Regions from separate parts of the Homo sapiens genome. Here all the other regions are linked to region 3. The links are chromatin contacts, found by Hi-C or POLR2A ChIA-PET in ENCODE. All regions are on one chromosome and are shown on one strand. Each heading gives the region's core, a stretch centred on a gene start or an enhancer-like site at or near the end of the contact. The rest is flanking DNA. Distances are from core to core; before and after follow the strand shown.

Region 1 (3,721 bases), core at 62-2,561, 930 kb after region 3:
GCTCCTGCACTTATTTAACTGCTCCTTTTTTTTTTTGAGACGGAGTCTTGCTGTGTCACCAGGCTAGGAGTGCAGTGGCACGATCTTGGCTCACTGCAACTTCCACCTCCCGGGTTCAAGTAATTCTCCTGCCTTAGCCTCTCTAGTAGCTGGGACTACATACATGCACCTGCACGCCACCACACCCAGCTAATTTTTGTATTTTTAGTAGGGATGGTGTTTCACCTTGTTGGCCAGGATGGTCTCCATCTCCTGACCTTGTGATCTGCCCGCCTGGGCCTCCCAAAGTGCTGAGATTACAGGCGTGAGCCACCGCGCCTGGCCTCACTGTTCTTAACATCTTTTTTCTTTTCTTTTTTTTTCTTCCTAACCACTAGATGACCAGGGATGCTGTTAACTTCCTTTTGCAGCTTTTTCTTTCCTTAAAAAGAGTGAAGTCTGATTTGGGAGAAATACCTCATTATTTCCATCTAGCAACTGAAGTTGCTCTTATTCAGAAAACCCCATTGAGGATCCTGTACAGGGCCCAGTACTTATCCAAGTCAGTCTGTAAAATGTTCACCTGCATTGCATCCTGGGTACATGCAAAACCTGGAGCTGTGTTCTGGAGGGTTTTGAACTATGCACTAAAAAGGAAATGGCTACTCAGAAGTCCCACAGGGGCCATTCTGGGCTATTTTAACAAAGCAGTAATAGCAAATACATTTTGTTTTTTTTTAATCCAAAGTTGATTAGAAATGAGCCAGCTTCGCCGGGTGTGGTGGCTCAAGCCTGTAATCCCAGCACTTTCAGAGGCCGAGGTGGGCGGATCACAAGGTCAGGAGTTCAAGACCATCCTGGCCAACGTGGTGAAACCCCATCTCTACTAAAATATAAAAAATTAGCTGGGCGTGGTGGCGTGCGCCTGTATCCCAGCTACTTGAGAGGCTGAAGCAATCACTTGAACCTGGGAGGCGGAGGTTGCAGTGGGCTGAGATCACGCCACTGCATGCCAGCCTGACGACAGTGAGACTCCGTCTCAAAAAAAAAAAGAAATGAACCAGCTTTGTAGTAACTCAAATTTACAAGGGGATGTGTTTAAGTATTTTTTCTTCTGGACCCAGGAAACAAAGTATTAAAGTCTGTCATGCCAGTGAAAGGAAATGAATGCTATTTATATCTCAGGGTAACATAAAGGGTAACCTAGTTTACCAGAGTAGAAGCCAGAGAGCATGTTAGCAAAATAGCCCCCGGGGTGGTTTTCTCTCTCACTCTCTCTTTCATCTTGTTTTGTCAGTACTAATAGGTAAAACTTGTGTGACCAACATATCCTTTTAGCATGGAGAAAATAAATTTGCTTTTGTTTATCTTAGAGAACAAATATTGCCCATCATTTCCACCGTTGTGGGAAGCTCTGCAGGCTCCTAAGTAACTTATTTTAAGTCACTTTGTTTCCTTAAACAAAAGAGAACTGTATTCGTTTTTCTTCTTCCTTTTGTTGTTCCCCTCTCCATTTTCCTTCTTTGGGCCATTTAATCCAGTTTTATGTTTCTAGTACAAGAGAACCCCCTAAAGATTCTTTTTTTCTTCTGAAAACAGTTTGTTTTGGAATTCTGCAGTTATTGTTGAGAGCAAGTGAGGTGACCCACAAACACTCAGTTAGAAGTGGAGCTTTGAACAGAAAAATCCTCAGGGAGGGACAGTTCAGGAAGAGGGAGGCATCAATATATTTATTAGAGGAAAGATACTGTACTGTTGGAGGATAGATGCTAGCTGACTTGCATGTTTTTCTTTGCTACTTAAAATATACTGTTAGCCCGGCACAGTGGTGCGCACCTGTAGTCCCAGCTACTCGGAGGCTGAGGCAGGAGTCTTGCTTGAGGAGTTCCAGACCAGCCTGGGCAACATAGTGATATCTCTAAATTTAAATAGATAAATATATAAAATAAATTACGCTCTAACAGTTTTGTTATTGGTGATCCATACATGAACTGAAGCTAGCAAATATGAATGAGAAGAGACTTTCTTTCTTGGAATGCCAATGATGAGAATTTAAACAAAGTGGATGTCAAGAGGCCTGGACATTTTTCTTTTTCTTTTCTTCATGGTTCCTTGGTGCACTATTACTTTCTCTTTTTGTTTTTATTTATTTTTATTTTTATTTTATTTTATTTTTTTGAGACGGAGTCTCACTCTGTCACCCAGGCTGGAGTGCAGTGGTGTGATCTCTGCTCACTGCAGCCTCCACCTCCTGGGTTTAAGCAGTTCTCCTGCCTCAGCCTCCCAAGTAGCTGAGATTACAGGCATGTGCTAACATGTCTGGCTACTCTTTGTATTTTCAGTAAAGACGGGGTTTCAACATGTTGGCCAGGCTGATCTTGAACTCCTGATTTCAGGTGATCTGCCCACCTTGGCCTCCCAAAGTGCTGGGATTATAGGCGTGAGCCATCATGCCTGGACTAATTTTTATATTTTTAGTAGAGACAGGGTTTCACCATGTTGGCCAGGCTGGTCTTGAACTCCTGACCTCAAGTGATTCAGCCTGCCTTGGCCTCCCAAAGTGCTGGCATTACAGGTGTGAGCCACCATGCGCAGCCTCTTTTTGTTTTTAGAGACGAGATCTCCCTGTGTTGCCCAGGCCGGTCTCAAACTCCTGACCTCAAGTGATCTTCCCGCCTCTGCCTCCCAAAGTGCTGGGATTACAGGCATGAGCCACCGCGCTTGACCTCTTTGTACGATATTAAACGTGTGTCTCAACTTTCCTCTTATGTCTTTAAAATGGGAGTGAATGTTTGCCTCCTGGAAAGTCACACAGGACTTAAGCAATGCTAATTATTTAGACGTGCTTTCATTTGGGAAATACAATTAGAAATGGGAAATGCTGGCCAGCAGCGGTGGCTCATGCCTGTAATCCCAGCACTTTGGGAGGCTGAGGTGGGCGGGTCACTTGAGGCCAGGAGTTTGAGATCAGCCTGGTCAACATGGCGAAACCCTGTTTCTACTAAAAATACAAAAATTAGCCCGGCAGGGTGGCACATGCCTGTAGTCCCAGCTAGTCAAGAGGCTGAGGTACGAGAATCGCTTGAACCCCAGAGGTGGAGGTTGCAGTGAGCCGAGATCACGCCACTGCACTCCAGCCTGGGCAAGAGCGAGACTCTGTCTCAAAAAAAAAAAAGAAAAAGAAATGGTAAATGCTCACCTCTGAGAACTGAGAACCTGGCTGCTGTCTTCAGGGTCTATCCTAGGGGGATTTCTTCCTGATAAGAACTGCATTGGCTGGGCACAGTGGCTCAGGCCTGTAATCTCAGCACTTTGGGAGGCTGAGGCAGGTGGATCACCTGAGGTCAGGAGTTTGAGACCAGCCTGGCCAACATGGTGAAAACCTGTCTTTACTAAAAATACAAAAATTAGCCAGGTGTGGTGGCTTGCGTCTGTAATCTGCGTGCCACTTGGGAAGCTGAGACAGAAGAATCACTTGAACCCTGGAGGCAGAGGTTGCAGTGAGCAGAGATCACGCCACTGCACTCCAGCCTGGGCGACACAGCGAGACTCCATCTCAAAAAAAAAAAAGAACTGCACTTACTCCTTTCCTCCCTCCATTTTCATATTTCTGAATGCAGTCACTAACAACCTCAGGGTATCCTTGACTCTTCCCTCTGCTCTCATGTCTAATAAGCAAATTCTGTTCATTTTTTTTTTTCTGCAGTGCCTCTCCTATCTACCCACATTTCAAAATCCCCCT
Region 2 (4,044 bases), core at 1,545-4,044, 550 kb before region 3:
ACGCTCAGAGACCAAAGTTATTGGATAACTCTAGGCACATTCTACCTTCCCTCTCCCCCTTCTCAAGTATATCAAGTCCTGGTCAATTCTCCCACCAGGATTTCTCTGCTCACAGACCTGAGTGGTATCAATGACGGAAGAAAATGGGGTGTTGGGGGAGGTGGGGATGCCAACAGCTGAGCCCTACGACCAAACACCTGGGTCCTTTATAGTTGCGCACAGCCAAGGAAACCTGAGCCTCCTTGGACCAGATGAAAAGCATGGGTATTTCAAATCTCAAATAGAAAACACTAGAGAAAAGTCGCTCACAATCCCGTCGTCCACGGCCTTTGGCTTTTAGAAAAGCCACTTGGTCACCTGGTGACTGTTAAACAAAGAAAGTACAAAGGGCAACCCAGGAAACTGTCCACCAGAGGCAGCTGCATCTCTGAACGGGTCCAATACTCTGTTCTATTTGTGATGGCCATTCTCTGATTTTATGAAGGAAAAAAACATCTATTAAAATTCGGAATCTCTGTCGGACCATGTGGTCAATATATACCGCAAAACTTATGGAAAAGTTATTTCTATCCTTTACACAAACAGTAAGTGAAACCAACACCTGGTGTATGAAGATCTGGCACTGAAACCTTGAGCTGAGCCTTAGGCTTACTTAGGGAATCAGACTGGTCCTTGGCAAAAATGAGAAGTGCGCTGAAGCCTGTAATCGGAATTAGGCAACTAAAAGACCTTTCTCTGGTAAAATGCTTTACACTTCATTTCTCACTTCAACAACGGCTGCTGATCAATTCTACCCACTCAAATCCAAAAGACTCTGCCCATCTGTAAACTGAAAGGGGTGGGGAGGCCGACTAGGTTGTGTCTTGACACCCTTTCTAGTTTTAATATTTTTTAGTTCTAAAACTTTTAAAGGCACTGCCCCAGAATCCTGTGTCCTCTTGGTCGTATACTGCCAAGACACTAGAAACCCTGTCCTATGAAGAACAAACAGTGCAAGACCCAATAATGTCTGACCTAGAGAAAGTTCTAGGAGATGTAATTAGCATGAAGTATCTGAAGGGCTGAGACGTGGGAGGAAGGAAACTTGTTCTGGGTATCTCCTTAAGCTGGCACACTAAGATGTGAGATTTAAAACCAACAAAGAGCTTCTCACAGCTATTCAAAGAATAGAGTGTCCCCTAAACTGGTGACTTTCCTGACCCTGGAGGTGTTTGAGCAGAAATTCAAGCAATCACTTGGCAGAGATTTGGGAAAACAGATTTACAAATCTTCTGCAGTTTGTTCAGATGAATTTTAAAGTCCTTTCTAACTCTGATACACTGTAATCCTAAGGACTGACAGCTTACAGATCTGATACTTAACAGTTTAGGGAATCCAGGTTTTAATTTTCCTTTAATTATTCAGCACAACTGGAAAAACTCAGGGAAGGAAAGATCAATTTTACTAGCAAATATCCCTGGCCAAATACATTCACTTAAGTGTTCAGATATCATAACAGACTGTTTAGCATGCCAGGGCCCCTCTGGTTGGAAGAATCTGAGGAATTCTGGCTCTGGATGAAACATGGGTGGTTATTCTATTATAAAGAATGTTTTTTTTTTTTTTTTTTTTGAGTGAGACTCTGTCTCACTCTGTCGCCTAGACTGGAGTGCAGTGGCGCAATCTTGGCTCACTGCAATCTTTGCCTCCTGGGTTCAAGCGATTCTCCTGCCTCAGCCTCCCCAATAGCTGGGATTACAGGCATGCGCCACCGCACCCAGTTAATTTTTTGTATTTTTAGTAGAGATGGGTTTCACCCCTTGTTGGCCAGGCTGGTGACCTGACCTCAGGTGATCCACTCACCTCAGCCTCCCAAAGTGCTGGGATTACAGGCGTAGCTACTGTTCCCAGCCATAAAGAATTATCTTGATGTGGAATCACAAACTTCATGAACAGAAATTCCTTTACTGTTTCCTCACCAAGTCAGGTATCAACCAATCCAGACTTTTCTTAAATAATTCCCTCCCATGTCTATCTACCAATATTCTTACTACTCTCATCAGTGATCCATATAAATAAATAAATGGAGCATTCCTACGACTATGAAATTCAGATTCGAATTACTTATTATCTGCAGTCACACTCTCTCTAATTAGGGTGTTAGGAAAACAAATTTAAATACAACCTAAAGAGAAATTACATATAGTAATCTAATCCTCCCACCGCACCTCCAAAAAAACCCCAGAACCCAAAGCCAAAGAATACTTTCTGAGTGCTTTGCTCTTTTTAAAAAATCATCAGTATGTGTTTAGAAATAAATCAAGAGAGGAAGCACAAGTTCTCCTCCATGTCTTAATTTTTATCTGTTCATGAGTTTCTCCTTAGTTTAGGTATGTGAAACTCTGCCAATAGCCATCTCAGGGACTGAAATAAATACCTGATACAGCTTTCCACCTCTTGTTGCCCTGATAGCTACAAAAAAAAAAAAGCATCTGTTCATTTCACATGCTGTGTATAAACTTTTTAAAAGAGAAATACAGGGAGCTCCAGAGACCCTCTTCAGATATTTCCCCCACCCCTGTAACCACAAACATATGCACTGAAGCCAAATTTCAAATGAGTTTCCGGTTAATTGATTACAGAGTTCAAAGAATTCTCTACTCATTTTGAAATTCCCAAGTACAGAATTTGGTGTTAGATTTTCCTTCAGTGAACTTAGAAGAAAGAAAAATCCTGGCCCTTCCAGCTCCTTCCTGCAGTCTTCCTAATGAAAGACAGCCGGGTGGAGTCTCCTCACACCCTAACATAGCTCCCTTTCCAAGTTTTGGACCTGGCATCCTGCCCTTGTCTGCTCCAGACCTAAAATGCCAGCCCTCTGGGACAATCTGGAGACCCCAGATTCACACTTCCCTAGATTCTATGATGCCTTATCACCCACCTTGATGGGTGCTCTCTCTTGGAAGACTAATTCTGAGTAGAAGAGGATACAGAGGACTGGTTGGATCTTGCTCATTTTAAATCTACACAATGCCTTTCATCTTAGGATCTTTAGATTTTACAAGCATTATTTAGTAGCAAGTAGAAACTCCACAGTATTAGTCTGTACCTGTTGGGCATCAGTCACTGCCATCCTTTGGTACTTTTATTATTATAAACATGGCTACGGAGTGGCTCATAAAGCAACATAGCATGACACGAAGTTTGCTTTAAGTGGGATACTAAGGATTTTGATGCTATTTGAGCTCTCATGTACTCGTGAACCCATGAGAAAACTTTCCACACACTCTGCAGGAACTCTCATGACCCCTGTAAGCCCTTTCCTGCCTGTAGACTTTCCAAAAGACAGTGTATTAATCCCTCTTTTTAGACTAATGGTCACCAAAACCATGGTGATGACAAAATCATGGGGCTTTGCAAGTTAGAAAAGACCTGACAGAAGGGTGGGAAGAAGGAAGGCAGGAGGTATCAGAGAAGGCTTTATGGAGGGAATCACATTTACTCATTAGGATTTCAGATATACAGAGATGGCAAAGACAAATATTTCTAAGTAGAGAGCTGAAGGCAGGACTCTAAAGAAGCAAATTCTGGCTGGGCTCAATGGCTCACACCTGTAATTCCAATACTTTGAGAAGCTGAGGCAGGGGTATCCCTTGAGGCCAGGAGTTCAAGACTAGCCGAAGCAACATTGCAAGACACTCGTCTCTACAAAAAGTTAAAAAATTGGCCAGGCATGTGCATCTGTAGTCCTAGCTACTTGGGAGGTTGAGCTGAGAAAATCGTTCAGCCCAGGAGTTCAAGGTTACAATGAGCTGTAATTGTGTCATTGCACTCTAGCCTGGCGACAGAGTGAGATCCTGTCTCCAAATTTTTTTGTTGTTGTTGTTAATTTTTTTTTTTTTCCAGACAGGGTCTCACATTGTCACCCAGGCTGGGGTGCAGTGACACGATCTCGGTTCACTGCAACCTCCACCTCCCAGGTTTAAGTGATTCTCCTGCCTCAGCCTCCCAAGTAGCTGGGATGACAGGTGTGCACCACCATGCCCAGCTAATTTTTGTATTTTTAGT
Region 3 (3,751 bases), core at 996-3,495:
CTAGCTGCAAGTGGCAGTTAAAAATTTAAGTTCCTGGTGGGGTGCCGTGGCTCACACCTGTAATCTCAGCATTTTGGGAGGCCATGGAGGGTGGATCTTGAGGTCAAGAGATAGAAACCATCCTGGCCAACATGGTGGAACCCCGTCTGTACTAAAAATAAAAAAATTAGCCGGGTGTGGTGGTGGGCACCTGTAGTCCCAGCTACTCAGGAGGCTGAGGCAGGAGAATCGCTTGAACCCGGGAGGTAGAGGTTGCAGTGAGCTGAGATCGCGCCACTGCACTCCAGCCTGGCGACAGAGCGAGACTCCATCTCAAAAAAAAAAAAAAAAAAAAAAAAAAAAATTCCTCAGTTACACTAGCAACAATTCAAGTGCTTATTCCTCATAGGACTAGCGGCTACATGTTTGACAGTGCAGATAAAGAACATGTCTATCATGTATATCAGTTGTATTGAACAGCACGATAGGAATGGTTGAAACTGAGGATGTTCAGCAAGGAACAGAGAAGACTTAGTGGGTAATGAATACTGCAATCTGGTATTTGAAGGGCTGTCATGAAAAAGGTGAAGACTATTCCTATTTTATTCTATTATAGGCTTCAGGGAGTGTGGTTTGGCTTTAAGACTTTTTTTTTTTTTTGAGACGGAGTCTCGCTCTGTCGCCAAGGCTGGAGTGCGGTGGCGCGATCTCGGCTCACTGCAAGCTCCGCCTCCTGGGTTCAAGCCATTCTCCTGCCTCAGCCTCCCGAGTAGCTGGGACTACAGGCGCCCGCCACCACGCCCGGCTAATTTTTTGTATTTTTTTAAGTAGAGATGGGGTTTCACCATGTTAGCCAGGATGGTCTCGATCTCCTGACCTCATGATCCGCCCGCCTCTGCCTCCCAAAGTGCTGGGATTACAAGCGTGAGCCACCGCGCGGCCGGCTTTAACAATTTTTAAACAAAGGTTTACCACAGTGGAGTTGGCTGCCTTTCGAGATGGTGAGCTCTTTTACCTTCGAACTATTTAAGTGCATTCTGCATGTCTATTAGACACTATAGAGTTGGTTCGTTTTAGGTGAGAGGTTGGGCTAGATGACCTCTAAGGGTGTATCCTACCTCTAACTTCTGGGTTCAGACAAAACCAAAGTCCCAGACCTGCCCGCATGTGCGAATTTTTCCTTCATAATCAAGAAGTCAGTCTCCTTGGAGGGCTGGGAGCACCCCCACTCCTGTACTTTAAAAAGTGTATAGGGCTGTGCTTTAAGAGGATCCTCTTCTCAAACTTCCAGTTCTAGAGCCTGATTATCAAAAATAAAAATTCCTCTAGATTTCTCGGACATATTTGGTGACAAGCATTTGCTTTTGTTTGCTTTCATTATTCAATACTTTGGTCTCTAATCTGAACGAGGTCATAGAAGAGGCAGTGTTCTATGGGGGATGGAATTCCTAGAGTAGACTTTGACAAGGCGGGAAGGAGGGCAAATTGAGTCCCGTTGGGTTTGAAGTGGCAGCAGTATCCACTATCGGCGACTTACTGAAGAAAGAAGATAAGATGTTCTAGCTTGGCTGCATCTGCTTTCCCATCAGGGTCCAGCTACCTGCTAGAACAAACTATCACGGTGACCCATGACTCTGCCTTGGTTGAGGTTTGCCCTCAGTGTGGCTGGCTCCCCCATACCTTTGCACATCCCAATCTATCCATCCACCTAGATCTGCTCAGACGCTTTCTCATTCAACTCCCGAGCATTATTTATCCGTGACCTTCCCACATAATATTTCGTAGCGAGGTTACTTACGCAGAGGTCCGATCTCTCTGTTCATCTTCAAGCAACCTGAAGGCAGGCAGGGTCTGCGTCGGATCCAGTTCTGTGCCCCTTGGTAGGCACCCAGGACACTGCAGGCATCAATAAATATCGGTTGGGCAAGTACAGTTGCAGGATGAGGACAATCAATTCTTCCTCAAATGCCGGGAGAGCATCTCCATAGCGGTGCTCTGGGAGCCCGGAAGAAGGCAGGGGAGCGGTGCAGACAGCGTTGTATGCGGGCCGGGGCGGAGGGCTGAGGGCCCGAGCCGGGGCTAGAGGCGCGGCCGGGCCGCCCTCCTCGTGACTCCTCCTCCCCCCTCCGCGGCTCTGAGTCAGGTGATTCCGGCACGTGACGGGGCACCACCTACCCTGCTGCTCTCGAGTAGCAGCTCGGGCGGCCAATAAGCGGCTGGGCTTCGGCTCGGGGCCTATGAGAGCCGGGCTCCGGGGGGCGGGCCGGACTGTGGCGGCTGCCGGGGGCGGTGGCGGTGGTGGCGGCGGCGGCGGAGGCGGACTGGGGAGGCGGCGGCCTGGCTCGGCCTGGCCTGGCCTGTCAGGGCGCGGGCGGCGGCGGCTCCAGCACCATGTCCCTGCAGTACGGGGCGGAGGAGACGCCCCTCGCCGGCAGTTACGGCGCGGCCGATTCGTTTCCAAAGGACTTCGGCTACGGCGTGGAGGAGGAGGAAGAGGAGGCGGCGGCGGCGGGCGGAGGGGTTGGGGCAGGGGCAGGCGGTGGCTGTGGTCCGGGGGGCGCTGACAGCTCCAAGCCGAGGATTCTGCTCATGGGACTCCGGCGCAGCGGCAAGTCCTCCATCCAGAAGGTGAGCAGGGCTGCGCCCAGTCCCCCGCCCCCTCCCCGGTTCTCAGGTGGCCGGTAGCGGGGACGCCCGGGAGGGCGGCGGCCGGGGCCCGCCTGCGCTCCGTCCCTCCGCACTTTCTCTTCCACTCTTGCGAGCGCACAGGCGCGGCCCGCGCGGGGACCCCGACCTCTGTGTCCACGCCCAAGTCAGCTGAAGCCAAGTGGAGCGCTGAAGGCGAAACTGGTTGCCGGGAGGCAGGTGCCCGGTGGCACCGCCCAAGACCTCCGCCCCCTGGGACCCAGCTCCTGTGTCATTTACGAAACTGAGACGTACTCTCCAGTTCTCACTTGGAGAACTTCGTGGACTCCCTCCCCTGGCCCGTTTTGATTTGTTCTCACTTCAGGTGACCTGAGTGTTTCGGGATTCCCAGCAGAGCCCCAGGGAGCAGCGTCAGGAAGAGTTGTGACTAAGACACTGGGCGTTGTAATTCTCGCTACTGATGTGAAGGAGACTTCGCTGTAGCATTACTGGGAATTGGGTAGTGAGATTGCACCCATTTCAGTAGTTGTGGCCTGGTGAATGTAATTACTGGTGCTGTTCCCCCTGTAGGGGTGTGTTTTTAAAAATCTGAGACTTTGAGAATATTTTGCAGACCTAGTCTGTTTGTTTTCACTTTTGGGCCTTCATGAACAAATGGAGGGCTGTACACGTTTGTTTGTTTATGTTTTTGAGACGGAGTCTCTCGCTCTGTCGCCCAGGCTGGAGAATGCAGTGGTGCAATCTCGGCTCACTGCAACCTCCACCTCCCTGGTTCAAGTAATTCTCCCGCCTCAGCCTCCCGAATAGCTGGGATTACAGGCGCGCGCCACCACGCCCGGCTAATTATTGTATTTTTAGTAGAGACGGGGTTTCACCATGTTGGCCAGGGTCATCTCGAACTGCTGACCTCAAGTGATCATCCGCCTTGGCCTCCCAAAGTGCTGGGATTACAGGTGTGAGTCACCACGCTGGCCTACACTGTTTAGTGAGGGTTAAATAGAGGCAAGGTTGACTTCCTCCATCAGCCAAACCCATTATACGCGGAGTGAGCTGGTAATAAAACTAGTATCAGCAGGCACCTGGTCTTTTCACCTCTCCACTCTGTTGCAAAGGCCTATCCAAAATA

The links. Hi-C counts contacts between places; a loop is a spot of excess contacts on that map. ChIA-PET counts read pairs that join two places held with the same protein, here RNA polymerase II (POLR2A). Pooled maps may share reads with other maps.
Region 1: a loop to region 3 is called in a map of B cell, with 13 times the contacts of the local background. The contact joins the enhancer-like site here to the promoter of RRAGC in region 3. A Hi-C loop is called at or near these places in 3 of 168 maps with a recorded cell type or tissue (B cell, CD8-positive, alpha-beta T cell and naive thymus-derived CD4-positive, alpha-beta T cell), 2 of 37 single-sample maps with no recorded cell type and 9 of 50 pooled maps. POLR2A ChIA-PET finds 5 or more read pairs at or near these places in 3 of 52 experiments (GM12878, T-cell and endothelial cell of umbilical vein).
Region 2: a map of CD8-positive, alpha-beta T cell shows a loop between it and region 3 (7-fold over the local background). The contact joins the enhancer-like site here to the promoter of RRAGC in region 3. A Hi-C loop is called at or near these places in 3 of 168 maps with a recorded cell type or tissue (CD4-positive, alpha-beta T cell, CD8-positive, alpha-beta T cell and naive thymus-derived CD4-positive, alpha-beta T cell), 3 of 37 single-sample maps with no recorded cell type and 11 of 50 pooled maps. POLR2A ChIA-PET finds 5 or more read pairs at or near these places in 1 of 52 experiments (K562).

What each region holds. Positions count from the first base shown.
Region 1 is chr1:37,923,610-37,927,330 of GRCh38, reverse strand. The region is part of intron 7 of INPP5B (inositol polyphosphate-5-phosphatase B); the gene reads left to right. Among named protein-coding and RNA genes, the nearest start is that of INPP5B, 22 kb to the left of the region's middle. RefSeq lists an enhancer at 929-1,168. Within about 2 kb of position 1,311, at least 5 of the 41 ENCODE cell types and tissues checked have a DNase peak (open chromatin) inside an H3K27ac peak, as active enhancers do; they include B cell, CD8-positive, alpha-beta T cell and GM12878, where a contact is called at or near this core.
Region 2 is chr1:39,404,306-39,408,349 of GRCh38, reverse strand. All of the region lies in intron 58 of MACF1 (microtubule actin crosslinking factor 1), which reads right to left. Among named protein-coding and RNA genes, the nearest start is that of BMP8A, 85 kb to the left of the region's middle. Within about 2 kb of position 2,794, at least 3 of the 41 ENCODE cell types and tissues checked have a DNase peak (open chromatin) inside an H3K27ac peak, as active enhancers do.
Region 3 is chr1:38,858,266-38,862,016 of GRCh38, reverse strand. RRAGC (Ras related GTP binding C) reads left to right here and starts at 2,245. Exons shown (of 7, transcript NM_022157.4): 1 at 2,245-2,607. The coding sequence starts at 2,371. It overlaps RRAGC-DT (RRAGC divergent transcript), which reads right to left and starts at 2,124. Exons shown (of 2, transcript NR_186075.1): 1 at 1,778-2,124. RefSeq lists an enhancer at 2,026-2,320 and a silencer at 1,956-2,715.